Regions from separate parts of the Homo sapiens genome. Here region 2 is linked to region 1. Evidence: read pairs that join two places in POLR2A ChIA-PET (ENCODE). Cell type or tissue: Caco-2. All regions are shown on one strand.

Region 1 (8,000 bases):
GTGGGAGGATTGCTTGAGCCCAAGAGTTTGAGACCTGAGCAACATGGTGAGACTCTGTCTCCACAAAAAGCAAATTTTAAAAATTAGCTGGCTGTAGTGTCATATAACTACAGCTACTCGGGAGGCGGAGGTGAGAGGATTGCTTGAGTCTGGGAGATAGAGGCTGCAGTGAGCCATGATACCGCCACTGCACTCCGCTTGGATGACAGCAAGACCCTGTCTCAGCAAACAAAACAAAACCATAAGACAACAACAACAAAAGAAACACAAAGCTGTTTAGAGATTTGGTTTTGCAGGATAAAGGATGACCTGGAAGTTCTGACTTTATTATGATTGACATGAACAGAAATAAAGGGCAGACTAAACTAAGACTTGGTGGTCCAGGGTAGATTTTTTTTTTTTTAGACACTCTTGCCCTGTCACCCAGGCTGGAGTGCAGTGTTGTGATCTCAGCTCACTGCAACCTCTGCCTCTCGGGTTCAAGTGATTTTCTTGCCTCAGCCTCCTGAGTAGCTGGGATTACAGGTGTGCACCACCAAGCCCGGCTAATTTTTGTATTTTTACTAGAGGGATTTCACCATGTTGGCCAGGCAGGTCTTGAACTCCTGACCTCAAGTGATCTGCCTGCCTTGGCCTCCCAAAGTGCTAGGATTACAGGCGTGAACCACCACGCCCGGCTGGTCCAGGGTAGATTTTGATGGGGTTGGCAGTAAGGGCTGAGGGAATGGAGAGGAGAAGATCTTCTTGCCAAATACATGCAGGATTTTCTGGGGCTTCCATTTGGCTTCTGATACTGGAAGTATGGAGTATTAATTAAGGGGAGTCTTAATTGAGCACACAGGCTCTCCTGACTTCTGCAGATGTTTTAATATATTCTGGCACTATTGGGAAATCATTAATGGCTTTCAAAAGGAATTCTGGAGGGATTGGGAAGGATTATATTAACTGTTGCTTTGGAAATACCAATCTGACAGTGTAGGGTAGGTTGGAGAGAGAAGAAACTTGAAGTATAGGAACATGTTAGGAAATTTTTCCAGTTGTCATGGATTTATGATATGGAATTTGGTTATTTGCAGAACAATTCAAAAGGAAAGGACCAATGTGAGAGTAGAACTTGGTGACAGACCTTGCTGAGGAGAGGATGGTTCCTGAGTTTGGAGTCTAGGAACCTGTTTGTGCCATGACAGAAATAGAAAAGTCTGAAAGAGTTGCTGGTTTTAGAAGGGAGATTGCTATGCTCTAGGATATGTTTGAATCTTGGGTGATTGGACTCTTAGGTCTCCTTTCATCATACCTGTAGTGACTTGTAATTTCCTTGTTCTTAGCTTCACAGTTGACTAAGCTTTATGAGGACAGAGATTGTGTCTGTTTTGTTCTGTATTGTCAGTGCCTGGCACAGTGAATACATTTCAGAAATAATTGCTGAATTAAAGTAGAGAAATGGCTTTTTTTTTTTTTGAGATAGAGTTTTGCTTGTTGGCCAGGCTGGAGTGCATTGGTGTGATCTCAGTTGACTCTAACCTCTGCCACCCGGGTTCAAGCGATTCTTCTGCTTCAGCCTCCCGAGTAGCTGGGATGACAGGCAGCTGCCACCATGCCCAGCTAATTTTATATATATTATATATATATAATATAAAAATATATATATTATATATATAATATAAAAATATATATATTATATATTTATATTAAATATATATTTTTATATTTTATATAAATATATATTTTATGTTTTTATAAAATATATACATTTTTATATTATATATAATATAAAATAAAATATATAAAAATTTTTATATTTATATATGAAATATAAAAAAATATATATATAAAAATATATTTTATATATATATATATATATATATATATATATATATATATATATATATATATAAGTTTTTGTTTCTGTTTTTGTTTTTTTGAGATGGCGTCTCACTCTGTTGCCAGTCTGGAGTGCAGTGGTACAGTCTCAGCTCACTGCAACCTCCGCCTCCTGGCTTCAAGCGATTCTTCTGCCCTAGCCTCCCTAGTAGCTGGGACTACGGGTGTGCACCACCATGCCCAGCTAATTTTTGTGTTTTTAAGTGGAGATAGGGTTTCACCATGTTGGTGATCTCAATCTCTTGACCTCGTGATCCGCCCACCTCGGCCTCTGAAAGTGCTGGGATTACAGGCGTGAGCCACTGTGCCTGGCCAATTTTTATATTTTTAGTAGAGACAGGGTTTCACAGTGTTGGTCAGGCTGGTCTCGAACTCCTGATCTCAAGTGATCCACCCGCCTCCACCTCCCAAAGTGCTGGGATTACAGGCATGAGCCACTGCGCCCGGCCAAAATGGCTTTTTTTTTTTTTTTTTGAGACGGAATCTCGCTCTGTCGCCCAGGCTGGAGTGCAGCGCGTGATCTCGGCTCACTGCAACCTTCACCTCTTGGGTTTGAGCAATTCTTCTGCCTCAGCCTCCTGAGTAGCTGGGACTACAGGCGCGTGTCACCATGCCCGGCTAATTTTTGAATTTTTTAGTAGAGACGGGGTTTCACCATGTTGGTCAGGCTGGTCTCAAACTCCAGACGTTGTGATCCACCTGCCTCAGCCTCCCAAAATGCTGGGATTACAGGCGTGAGCCACCGTACCCAGCTAAAATGGTTTTTTTTTTTTTTTTTCAAACTTTCCTATGGTGCTGAGAGAAATGGCTTTTAATAAACTTTTCAATTCTGAAATTCTGTCTTGATATTCAGATGTTTTGCAGGTAGAGGAAATAAAGAATTTAAGCTCAGTCAAGAGATAAGGGCTGGAGACACTATGTTTTGTGTGGTATTTGGGTGTAAACTCAAATGAAGTAGATGTCATCAGAAGCCAAATAAAGTTCTATAAAAACCAATAGGTAACAGGAACTTTAAGGAGTAAATTTTTAACAGAACTAGAAATTAAAGTAGATGTTACTGACAAAATGTTTAGATTAGTTGATTGAGAGCAAGTGCTTCTTTCGAGTCAGACAGAACTGAGTTTGTTTGAATCTTGACTTAGCTACATACTAGATATGTCAATACTTTTCTCAACTGTCAAATGAGGATAATGAGAGTACACCTGTCACAGGGTTGTAAGAGTTCAATTAGGAAAAAGAATAGCAGAGTACTTGGCATAACTCCTAAATAAATGCTAGTTTGATATTAATATTATTATTGTTAGTTTGATGGTCATGTTATTGTTACTTTTCAGGAAACAAACTGATTTATTTCCTAATGTCTGTACTTTTCTGTTGTCTTCAGTATTGTAAAAATTTTCCTACTTTTAGTTATTCATGTCTAAATTTTATTTAAGCTATTCCTGGTGACCCTGAACTCCTCTGATATTATAGTGGTGTCTTAGAAAAGCAGAACAAATTGGTATACTTTTTAAATTATCAAACCCTTTTCCTCAATCTTTTTTTTTTTTTTTTTTTTTGGGACAGGGTCTGGCTCTGTCACCCAGGCTGGAGTGCAGTGACACGATCTCAGCTCACTGTAACCTCCGCCTCCCGGGTTCAAGCGATCCTCCCATCTGACCCTCCCAAGTAGCTGGCATTCAGGTATGCGCCACCACACCCGGCTAGTTTTTGTATTTTTAGTAGAGACGGGGTTTCACCATGTTGGCCAGACTGATCTTGAACTCCTGAGCTCAAGTGATCCGCCCACATTAGCCTCCCAAAGTGCTGGGATTACAGGTATGAGCCACCATGCCCAGCCTCATGTGTTAATTTTTTAACGTAAAGTTGTGTTTGAAGACTTTAATTTCTAAATTGCATGAATTGGCTCATATTTTGCTGTGTCATTGAAAACATTTTATGTTCTCTTTCTATCTTGAACAATATTTCAATTGTAATTAGGTTGTGAGCTCCTTGAGATTAGGCGATTTGGCTAGGCTCCAGCGAAACTCAGTCATATATTTGTTCAATTACATTGAATTAAGCAGCAAGAAAGGCACAGTTTGAGAATTTCTAAAGTATTTTACCCCATTTTTTAATTATGAAAAATTTCTAACATACAAAAACCATTGAAAGATAGCACAGCGATCATTATATACCTACCACCTCAGTTCAACAGTTTATATTTAGCTATATTTAAAAAAATTCTCTTAATGTTTTTGCTGAACCATGTACAAGTTGCAGACATCCTAACACTTTCTTTCTTTCTTCCTTTTTTTTTTTTTTTGAGAGAGAGTCTTGCTTTGTTGCCCAGGCTGGAGTGCAGTGGCACAATCTCGGCCCACTGCAACCTCCACCTCCCGGGTTCAAGCAATTCTCTGCCTCAGCCTCCCAAAGTGCTGGGATTACAGGTGTGAGCCACCACACCCGGCCACATATAGTTCTTAGGTTTTTTTTTTTTTTTGAGATGGAGTCTTACTCTGTCACCAGACTGGAGTGCAGTGGCGCGATCTCAGCTCACTGCAACCTCTGCCTCCTGGGTTCAAGCAATGCTCTTGCCTCAGTCTCCTGAGTAACTGGGATTACAGGCATGTGCCACCATGCCCGGCTAATTTTGTGTTTTTGGTAGAGACCAGGTTTCTCCATGATGGTCAGGCTGGTCTTGAACTCCTGATCTCAGGTGATCCCCTTGCCTTGGCCTCCCAAAGTGCTGGGATTACAGGTGTGAGCCACTGTGCCTGGCCTTTTTTTTTTTTTTCTCCTATTTTTTTGGAGACAGTCTCGTTCTGTTGCCCATGCTGGAGTGCAGTGGTGCGATTTCAGCTCACTGCAACCTCTGCCTCCTGGGTTCAAGTTTCTCCTGTCTCAGCCTCCTGAGTAGCTGGGATTGCAGCCACCTGCCACCACGCCTGGTGAATTTTTGTATTTTTAGTAGAGACAGGGTCTCACCATGTTGGCCAGGCTGGTCTCAAACTCCTGACCTCAAGTGAGCCACCTGCCTTGGCCTCCCAGAGTGCTAGGATTACAGGTGTGAGCCACCGTGCCCAACCCAAGAAATTTTTTGCTAACTTGATGACTGTCTGCTGCCCAGACACACAATATTATGTTTTGTTATCTGTGCCACAGGTATTTCTGTTGTTGATTTAACATTTGTGATCTGGCACAAATTCTAGATTCAAGGGCATAGCTTAAATAATAATGCTTTAAAATATGTGTGCTATTTGTATCAGTTTGTTTAGCTGCTAGATAAATAAGAGTAGTGAGATTTCATTTATTCCTTTGGCAAATATTTATTCAACTCCTGCTGTGAACTAGGCCGTCTCCTAGTCCCTGAAATTACAGCTGTGAATGAACAAAGCAAACAAGGCTTGGCCCTGCTGTCACTTACCTTCTAGTGGGGAAGCCTCACAATAAGCACGATTAACATGCAGGTAGATATCTGTAATATAATGCTAGATAGGGGCAGTGCTTTTTTAAAAGGCCAGAAGAGGGATTAGGAAGTTATATTTTCTATTTTAGAAGGAGTTGTCTGAGAAGGCCTTTCTAAATACACGTTTGAGTGGAGAGATCTGAATGGAATGAAGATACTGGATAACCTTCCAGACAGAGAGGTCAGCAAATGTGGACACTTTGAGAGAGGGACATGCTTGGCCTGTTCAAGGAACAGCAAGAAGGCAGATGTTCTGGAGCTGTGTGAACTAGGGTGGGATTGTAGGAGAGGAAATTGGAGAAGTAGCCAGGGGTAGATCATATAGGACCTTCAGATTTCATTCTATCATGAAATAAAGCCTGTGGATGGTTTCCAGTAGGGGAATGAAGTGATCTGACTTAAGTTTTGTTTTGTTTTGTTTTTTGAGATAGAGTCTCACTCTATTGCCCAGGCTGGAGTGCAGTGGCATGATCTCACCTCACTGCAACCTCCGCCTACCAGGTTCAAACAATTCTCCTGCCTCAGCCTCCCGAGTAGCTAGGACTACAGGTGTACACCACCACACCCAACTAATTTTTGTATTTTTAGTAGAAACGGGGTTTCATCATGTTAACCAGGCTGGTCTCGAACTCCTGACCTCAGGTGATCCACCTGCCTTGGCCTCCCAAAGTGCTGGGATTACATGCGTGAGCCACCGCGCCCGGCTGTGATCTGACTTTTTAATTCACTATGCTATGTAGAGAACAGACTCTAGAAGTACAAGAAAGGAAGCAGCGAGATCACTTAGGATGTGGTGATTATGCACCTCCTAGTGAGAATTGATGTGATTAGCAATGGAGGGGGGAATAAGTAGTCAGATTTTAAATATATTTTGAAGATAGAATCAACAGGATATTTTGATTGTGATTAGAAAGAGCACAGTCAAGGATAACTCTGGGGTTAACAAATAGACATTGTATTTGAGGATATACACAGGGTTTACAGCACCTGTCTCTAAGCGGTGGCCTTAGCAGTGAGCTTTTTTTTCTTTTTGCTTATCTGTATTTACCAATTTTTCTATGCTGAACCTGTAATACTTCTGTAATAAAAAGATAGAGATTATTTGAAAATTAGAGTTAAAAGTGGCATCAAATGTAACCTAATTTTTTTTTTTTTTTTTTTTTTTTTTGAGAACGATTCTTGCTCTGTTATCAGGCTGGGGTGCAGTGATGCAATCTCAGCTCACTGCAACCTCTGTCTCCCGGGTTCAAGGAATCCCCCTGCCTCAGCCTTCTGAGTAGCCGGGACTACAGGCGCGCCCCACCGCACCTGGCTAATTTTTTGTGTTTTAGTAGAGACAGGGGTTTCACCATGTTGGCCAGGGTGGTCTCGATCTCTTGATCTTGTAATCCGCCCGCCTTGGCCTCCCAAAGTGCTGGGATTATAGGCATGAGCCACCGCGCCTGCCCAAATGTAACTGAATTCTTAAAGTATTCTCCTGTCCCTTTTGATTTTAGAAAAGAACTTAAGTGACATACATAAACTTTAAATCTTTATCTTTTTACTCTTAGTGATCAGCCTTTGAGCCTTTCCCACATTGAAGATGGTGAAACTAGATATTCATACTCTGGCTCATCACCTCAAGCAGGAACGCTTATATGTAAACTCTGAGAAACAGCTCATTCAGAGGCTCAATGCAGATGTACTTAAGACAGCTGAAAAGTTGTATCGTACAGCATGGATTGCGAAGCAACAGAGAATCAATTTGGATCGGCTTATCATAACCAGGTAAAGAGATGATTTTCAGGTTTTAAGTTTTGTGAACCACTATGATTCTGTAAATAAATTAGTAACTATAAATAAATGAATCTGTTTCCAACAAAGTGCATTATTTAAGATAATTTACATCAATGTTAAGGTGAGTCTTTGCTTATAATACAGTTTATTTGGATTATTAAGTAACTTAGGCACTTTTATAGAAAATTGTAACTTAAGCATTGACATTTTATATCACACCAATTGGTTTTGTGTCTTTGTCTATATAAAATGTTATTGTTGGCTGGGCGTGGTGGCTCACACCTATAATCCCAGCACTTTGGGAGGCCAAGGCGGGTGGATCATGAGGGCAGGAGTTTAAGACCAGCCTGGCCAAGATGGTGAAACTCCGTCTCTACTAAAAATACAACAATTATCTGGGCATTGTGGTAGGCGCCTGTAATCCCAGCTACTCGGGAGGCTGAGGCAGAGAATTGCTTGAACCCGGGAGGTGGAGGTTGCAGTGGGCCGAGATTGTGCCACTGCACTCCAGCCTGGGCCATAGAGCGAGACTCTGTCTCCTCAAAAGAAAAAAAAAATGTTGTTGTAGAGAGTAAATTATCTGTTCTGCTTTTCTCCTAATATTATTTAATATATAGGTTTCCAGCTGGGTGTGGTGGCTGACACCTGTAATCCTAGCACTTTGGGAGGCCGAGGTGGGTGGATCACGAGGTCAGGAGTTCAAGACCAGCCAGGCCAAGATGATGAAACCCCATCTCTACTAAAAATACAAAAATTAGCGGGGCATGGTGGCATACGCCTGTAATCCCAGCTACTCGGGAGGCTGAGGCAGGAGAATGGCTTGAACCCGGGAGGTGGAGGTTGCAGTGAGCCAAAATCGCACCACTGCACTCTAGCCTGGGTGACAGAGTGAGAC
Region 2 (8,000 bases), 170 kb before region 1:
GTGTGTGTGTGAGAGAGAGAGAGAACACACATGCAAGGCAGAAGTCAGAGAGAGAGAGACAGAACACACATGCAAGGCAGAAGCCAGTTTTTTTAAAACCCAATCTGAGCTAGCCAGCTAGCCTCCCGCAAAGTGAGGTGGGTGGGTGGGTGTGGGTGTGTGTGTGTGTGTGTGTGTGAGAGAGAGAGAGAGAACACACATGCAAGGCAGAAACCAGTCTTTTAAAAACCCAATCTGGGAAGAGACATCTCATCACTTCTCCTGTGTTCTATTCACTAGAAGTGCATCGCTAAGTCCAGCCCACACTCAAGGGAGGAGAATTCAGCTCCATCTTTTAAAGAAGGGAAAATCAAATCATTTTTGGATAGATCATTAAGTCCCACTACAGGGACTAGAATTACTGATGAAAATATAAGTAGCCAGATAAGTTATTAAGACATCAATGGATGTTTTATTATCATGGTACTTCCCAATCCCCAAGATGATAGTCCTATTTGCTTCTTTGCCTCAAGGGAGGTTTGTGCATGTTTTCTGAAAATATGAACTCCTTGAGGAGATTATACTGAGGGAAGAAGGGTAGAACAATGAGTGCCTTTGGCGGGAGCTGGGGGTTAGGTAGAAATAAGAAGAAAAATGGGAGCAATTTATCTGAGAAGAAGGAATTCCTTCAGAATCCACAAAAAGGGAACCTGCAACCCCACGTCCTAGCAGTGCCCAAGTCCTCAGAGAGAAATGGGCATGTGTTGTACCAAGCAAAGCTGAAGCCTGTACATCAGAATCCCCAGGCTTCAACGCCTCATATCCTCTTAGACAATGTGCTCAGTCACATCCAGCACAGGCTGAAAATCAACCTTCCACCCTTCTCCTGGTACCTCAAAAGCCTATTAGAGTCTCACATAACTCTAAGGAGGGGTGGATCTCTATTATTAATCACTGAGATTGTATTTCTAACCAGTTTGGTAGAATTGAGGGGGAGAAGGTCCCAGGGCAGAATTTTTTTTTTTTTTTTTGAGACGGGTTCTCATTATGTTGCCCAGGCTAGTCTGAGCTCAAACTACGCTCTCACCTCAGAATCCCAAAGTGCTGGGGTTACAGGTACGAGCCACCACACCTGCCCCCAAGGGCAGAATTTGATTTCATTTAAAGGAATTAAAATATTGTTAATACTTTTTGCTTACCTGATTTCATGAGGTAAGATTCATATGTGCTATACAGTCAATTAATGTACTAACCTATGGATATCTTTTGCAAATAAGTAATATTGGTGGTTTCAAAGAAAGTTCCAAACAAGCTGCTCCATTTAAGATTTTTCCGGCCGAACGAGGTGGCACACGCCTGTAATCCCAGCACTTTGGGAGGCAGAGGTGGGTGGATCAACTGAGGTCAGGAGTTTGAGACCAGCCTGGCCAACATGGCAAAACTCTGTCTCTATTAAAAATACAAAAATTAGCCAGATATGGTGGTGCGTTCCTGTAGTCCCAGCTACTCGGGAGGCTGAGACAGGGGAATTGCTTGAACCCAGGAGGTGGAAGTCTCAGTGAGCTGAGATCACACCACTGCACTCCAGCCTGGCCAACAGAGTGAGACTGCATCTCAAAAAAAAAAAAAATTCTAGGCCAGGTGCAGTGAGTGGCTCACAGCTATAATTCCAGAACTTTGGGAGGCTGGGGCAGAAGGATTGCTTGAGGCCAGAAATTTGCAACCAGCCTGGGTAACAAAGTGAGACACCCATCAATACAAACAATTTTTAAAAATAAAAAACCTGCCGGGCACAGTGGCACATGGCACCAGCTACTCAGGAGGTTGAGGTGGGAGGACTGCTTGAGCCCAGGCGTTCAAGGTGCTGTAAGCTGTGACTGTGGCACTGCCCTCCAGCCTGGGCAACAGAGCAAGACCCCCTTCTCTAAAATGTATACGGGTAATTTGGCCGGGTGCGGTGGCCCACACTTGTAATCCCAGCACTTTGTGGAGCTGAGGCAGGTGGATCACCTTAGGTCAGGAGTTCGAGACCAGCCTGGCCAACATGGTGAAACCCCATCTCTATTAAAAATACAAAAATGGCCAGGCGCTGTGGCTCACGCCTGTAATCCCAGCACTTTGGGAGTCCGAGGCGGGTGGATCACGAGGTCAGGAGATCGAGACCATCCTGGCTAACACAGTGAAATGCCGTCTCTACTAAAAATACAAAAAATTAGCCGGGTGTGGTGGTGTGTGCCTGTGGTCCCAGCTGCTTGGGAGGCTGAGGCAGGAGAATAGCATGAACCCAGGAGGCAGAGCTTGCAGTGAGCCGAGATTGTGCCACTGCACTCCAGCCTGGGCGACAGAGCGAAACTCCGTCTCAAAAAAAAAAAATAAATAATTGAATTCAGGCCGGGCACAGTGGCTCACGCCTGTAATCCCAGCATTTTGGGAGTCTGAGGCAGGTCTATCACCTGAGGTCAGGAGTTCACGACCAGCCTGGCCAACATGGAGAAACCCCATCCTTACTAAAAATATAAAAATTTGCTGGGTGTGGTGGTGCACAACTTTAATCCCAGCTATTCGGGAGACTGAGGCAGGAGAATCGCTTGAATCCAGGAGGCGGAGACTTCAGTGCACCGAGATCACGCCATTGCACTCCAGCCTAAGCAACAAGAGCAAAACTCCCTCTCATATATAAATAAATAAAATTCAAAAAATTGTTTCAGTCAGTAAGGGAAATGTCTCTTTCTGGAAGTATTCCAGCTAATAATGAAGAGGGAATGAGACAGGCACAGTGGCACTCACGCCTGTAATCCTAGCACTTTGAGAGGCTGAGGCGAGCCGATCACTTGAGGTCAGGAGTTCCAGACCAGCCTGGTTAACATGGTGAAACCCCGTCTCTACTAAAAATACAAAAGTTAGCCAGGAGTGGTGGTGCACGCCTGTAATCCTAACTACTCAGTTGGCTGAGGCAGGAGAATCGCTTGAACCCAGGGGGCGGAGGTTGCAGTGAGCCGAGATCACGCAGACTCCAACTTAAAAAAAATAAATAAAAAGAAGGAATGAAAGAATTAGAATTTCTTTTTTTTTTTTTTTTTTTTTTTTTTTGAGACAGAGCCTCACTCTGTCACCCAGGCTGGAGTGCAGTGGCATGATCTTGGCTCACTGCAACCTCCACCTCCCGGGTTCAAGTGATTCTCCTGCATCAGCCTACCAAGTAGATGGGATTACAGGCACGTGCCACCACACCTGGCTGATTTTTGTATTTTCAATAGAGATGGGGTTTCACCATGTTGGCCAGGCTGGTCTTGAACTCCTGTCCTCAGGTGATCCACCAGCCTCAGCCTCCCAAAGTGCTGGGATTACAGGTGTGAGCCACCACGCATGGGCAAAACAATTAGAATTTCAACATTTGCAACCCTAATGAATTCATAAATCTAGATACCGATTACTATGGGTTCCTAACATAAAAAAGAGAAGCTTTAATGAAAGTTCACATCACTTCTATGCTGCAGTTTTTCTTTTCTTTTCTTTTTTTTTGTTGAGATGGAGTCTTGCTCTGTTGCCCAGGGTGGAGTGCCGTAATGCTATCTCGGCTCACTGCAACCTCCACCTCCTGGGTTCAAGCGATTCTCCTGCCTCAGCCACCCGAGTAGCTGGGATTATAGGCGCCCACCACCACGCCCAGCTAATTTTTGTATTTTTAGTAGAGACGGGGTTTTGCCATGTTGGCCAGGCTGGTTTCGAACTCCTGACCTCAGGTGATCCGCCCGCCTCGGCCTTCCAAAGTGCTGGGATTACAGGCATGAGCCACCACGTCCAGCCAAAGCATTCTTAAAACAAAAAAGCAAATTAACTCTATCAATTTACAAGACACAAACGGAACAGAGAAGCATGCTAAGTGATACCATGAGGTCATAAAGTCAGCAAAATTCAGACTGTGGAAAAACTGGTCAGTGGTTGCCAATTGGTCGGGGGGACAGAAGGGAATTTTGGGGAGTGATGGAACTGTTCTATATTATGATTATAGTTGTGATTACACAACTAGGTTCGTCAAAATTCAAAGAACTAAAACAGGTGAATTTCACCCTATGTAAATTATATACCAACTTTTTTAAAAATTAAAAATTCAGACTGAAAACCTCTTTTTTTTTTCTTTGAGATGGAGTCTGGCTCTGTTGCCAGGCTGGAGTGCAGTGGCACAATCTCAGTTCACTGCAACCTCTACCTCCCGGGTTGGAGCGATTCCCCTGACTCAGCCTCCTGGGTAGCTAGGACTACAGCTGCACACCACCAATCCCGGCTAATTTTTTTTTTTTTTGTCTTTTAGTAGAGACCTGACCTCATGATCTGCCCGCCTCAGCCTCCCAAAGTACTGGGATTACAGGTGTGACCCACTGTGCCCGGCCAAGACTGGAAAACTCTTAATAACGAACATGCTTTCTTCAAAAAATAAATAGTACAGGAAAAAATGAGTGGAAAAGCTATAGACTAAAAAAGACTTCAAGAGCTACTCAACTAATTACAAGTTATGAACCTTATCTGGATCTTGGTTTGAACCGCTTTTTTTTTTTTTTTTTTTTTTTTTTGGAGACAGAGGTCTCACTATATTGTGCAGGCTGGGCATTAACTCACTCCTGGGCTCAAGTGATGCTCCTACCTCGGCCTCCCAAATACCTGGGACTGGGACTACAGGTGCAAGAACACCACATCCAGCTAACAAACAGATATTTTTTTAAAAAATTATTAGCACTGGGCGCAGTGGCTCACGCCTGTAATCCAAACACTTTGGGAGGCCGAGGCGGGTGGATCACCTAAGGTCAGGAGTTCAACACCAGCCTGGCCAACATGGTGAAACCCCATCTCTACAAAAATACAAAAAAAATTAGCCAGGCATGATGGGAGATACCAGTAATCCCAGCTACTTGGGAGGCTGAGGAGGGAGAATCGCTGGAACCCGGGAGGCGGAGGTTGCAGTGAGCCGAGATTGTGCCACTGCACTCCAGCCTGGGCAACAGAGCAAGACTCCGTCTCAAAAAAAAAAAAAAAAGAAAAATAAACATATATACATATATAAAATATAGGAGTAGCGCCTGAGGCTAGGCTTGTTAACCTCCCTCTGGCAACTCCTGGCACTCTACCCTCCAGGAAGCCCTTGAATGAGTCCCACAGGACCTATGAGCTCTTTTTGAATGCCCTTGAAAATCACTGCTTAACTCTTCTAGGTTTCATTCTTGAGTAAAATATTACCGTGAAAATGCTGCATACACTGACCATGCTATCTTGGCCCTGCAGAGTCTGCTTTCACAGAACTGAATTTTAGCTTTATGCCCTAGGATTTCACTGACCATGCTACAAGAAATGGCTTTACCAAAACCACTGCATTTGCTGTACGGATGTTGCTGAGGCAAACCTACCATGAGCTCTGTAACTCTAGAATAGTCCTGTGTTTCAGTGTAGATTAGAAAAATGTTCTAGTTTTCCAAGAAACTACCTTCAGAACCTGTTTCTCAGCAAAGAGTACAGAGATCTAAACTCCTGGAGATAAACACTACCTGTCTGACGGCTACCTACAGAAATACCCTGCAGTGGACAGATTAACACTGCAGAGAAAGAGATAACACCCAAAAGACAGAAAGCAGTTTGGTCTATTTTTACACCGTGTTACTGTACGTTCTATTTCTTTGCATTTCACTCAACATGCTTTCGCTAGGTTATCCCATTCATTTTCTTTTCTTTTTTCCTTTTTTTTTTTTTTGAGACAGCGTCATGCTCTGTCACCCAGGTTAGGGTGCAGTGGCACGATCTTGGCTCACTGCAACCACCAGCTCCTGGGTTTAAGCAATTCTCCTGCCTCAGCCTCCTGAGTAGCTGGGATTACAGGCACGTACCACCACGCCTGGCTAGTTTTTGTATTTCTAGTAGAGAAAGGGTTTCATCACGTTAGCCAGGCTGGTCTCAAACTCCTGACCTCATGACCCACCCACCTCGGCCGTCCAAAGTGCTGGGATTACAGGTGTGAGCCACTGCATCCAGCCATTGGATTACAGGTGTGATCCAATGGATCAATGAGCCAATGATCCATTCCATTCATTTGCATGACTTGGATCACCACGTGTTTGCTGAATGCTTTAAAATCTATACCTGAAGCCGTTATCTTGCTTCTCTGCAAAACACCCATATTTTTAACCGCCTGGTTAAAGACAGTTCATTGAAGCACCTTACGCTCCATATAGCCAAAATAAACTCATGTTCTTACCGTCCCAAACTTGCTCTTGCTCCTGTGTCTGCTGTCTCAATTAAAAGCATTCTCAGGCTGGTGCGGTGGCTCATGCCTGTAATCCCAGCACTTTGGGAGGCCAAGGCAGGCAGATCACGAGGACAGGAGTTCAAGAGCAGCCTGACCAACATGGTGAAACCCCATCTCTACTAAAAATACAAATTAGCCAGGCATGGTGGCACGCGCCTGTAATCCCAGCTACTCAGGAGGCTGAGGCAGGAGAATCACTTGAACTTGGGAGGCAGAGGTTGCAGTAAGCCAAGATCGCACCACTGCACTCCAGCCTGGGCAACAGAGTGAGACTCCATCTCACAAATAAATAAATAAATAAAAGCATTCCCATCCAACCTATTATTCAAGCTGCAAGCATCTCAAGATACTGTGGAGAAAAGTAAAAGGCAAGCCATACATGGGAGAAAACATAAGCAAAACACATACCTAATAATGAATTTGTGGCCAGGCACAGTGGCTGACACCTGTAATCCTAGCACTTTGGGAGGCCGCTGTGGGCAGATCACTTGAGGTCAGGAGTTCGAGACCAGCCTAGGCAACATGGCGAAACCCCAGCTCTACTAAAAATACAAAAATTCACCGGGTGTGGTAGCAGGCGCCTTAATCGCAGCTCCTACAGAGGCTGAGGCAGGAGAATCACTTGAACCTGGGAGGCGGAGGGTGCAGTGAAATGAGATCACACCACTGCACTCCAGCCTGGGTGATAAAGTGAGACTTCGTCTCAAAAACAAAAAAAAAAGATTTTGCTTTTTTAAATTTTGTTTTTAGAATACATAAAGAACTCTTACAACTATGTAAGAAGACAAACAACTGACAAAAAGTGAGCAAAAGATTTGGATACTTCACTAAGTTATATGAATGGCAAATTAGCACATGAAAAGATACTCAACATTATCAGTCATCAGGGAAAGGCAAATGAAAACCACAATGACACGTACCAGTGTACACCCACAGAATGGCAAACAATGGTGGTGGTTTTAAGGGTATACATGTATTTCAAAACTTATCAAATTGTACACTTCAAATATGTACAGCTCACTGTATGCCAACTGTACCTCTACAGACCTGTTCAAAAAACAAAAAAAAAAGAAAGAATCACAAGACCAAGTATTGGTGAGGACATTTGGAAGGGCTAGGATTCAAACTCTAATGCAAGATTTCTCAGCCTCAGAACTAATGACATTTTGAGCTGGGGAACTCTTAGATTAGGATGCTGTCCCATGCATTTTAGGATGTGTAGCAGTATATCTGGCCTCTACTCACTAGGTGCTCCAAGTTGTAACAACCCAAAATGTCTCCAGACATTCTCAAATGTCCCTTAGGAGGCAAAACCCCCTTAGTTGAGAACCACCCCTTAGTCTGACACCACAGCCCAAGCTCTTAAAAACATCTTTCTTTCCACTTCTGGCACTATCTTGGTTCAGGTCCTGAATTTAGTTCACCCAAGACCTCATTATTAGTCAGTCTACATCTAGGCTGTCATCTCTTGTCATTTCAATAGTCACACTACCAACAAATTAACCTTCTAAACCTTCAGGGCTTAGATAAATGACTGCAGAAACTGCCCTCACTACCACTATGCAGAATTCCTATAAACCCTTTGTATGTACTGTGTAAACCTTTGTATATATACAAAGTCATTACACTGTCTCATATTTCAGTGTCTGTCTTCCCATTAATACATGAGATTTTCCCCAACAACGGCCACCTCACTCATATCTATATCCCTAGAACCCAGAACTAGAAA

What was found. Peaks named below come from ENCODE experiments on the same cell type or tissue, not always from the same donor. Only the 100,000 strongest peaks of a DNase experiment are listed, where the experiment ranks them.
Region 2: POLR2A ChIA-PET joins it to region 1 with 10 read pairs; 4 of 35 experiments call an interaction of 5 or more read pairs at or near these places.

What each region holds. Positions count from the first base shown.
Region 1 is chr9:125,292,011-125,300,010 of GRCh38, forward strand. GAPVD1 (GTPase activating protein and VPS9 domains 1) reads left to right here. Exons shown (of 28, transcript NM_001282680.3): 3 at 3,448-3,564; 4 at 6,880-7,096. The coding sequence starts at 6,912. Among named protein-coding and RNA genes, the nearest start is that of GAPVD1, 34 kb to the left of the region's middle. In Caco-2, no CTCF peak of the experiment used is centred here; DNase peaks (open chromatin) are centred at 4,941 and 5,251.
Region 2 is chr9:125,126,413-125,134,412 of GRCh38, forward strand. The region is part of intron 2 of SCAI (suppressor of cancer cell invasion); the gene reads right to left. Among named protein-coding and RNA genes, the nearest start is that of SCAI, 13 kb to the right of the region's middle. In Caco-2, no CTCF peak of the experiment used is centred here; no DNase peak of the experiment used is centred here.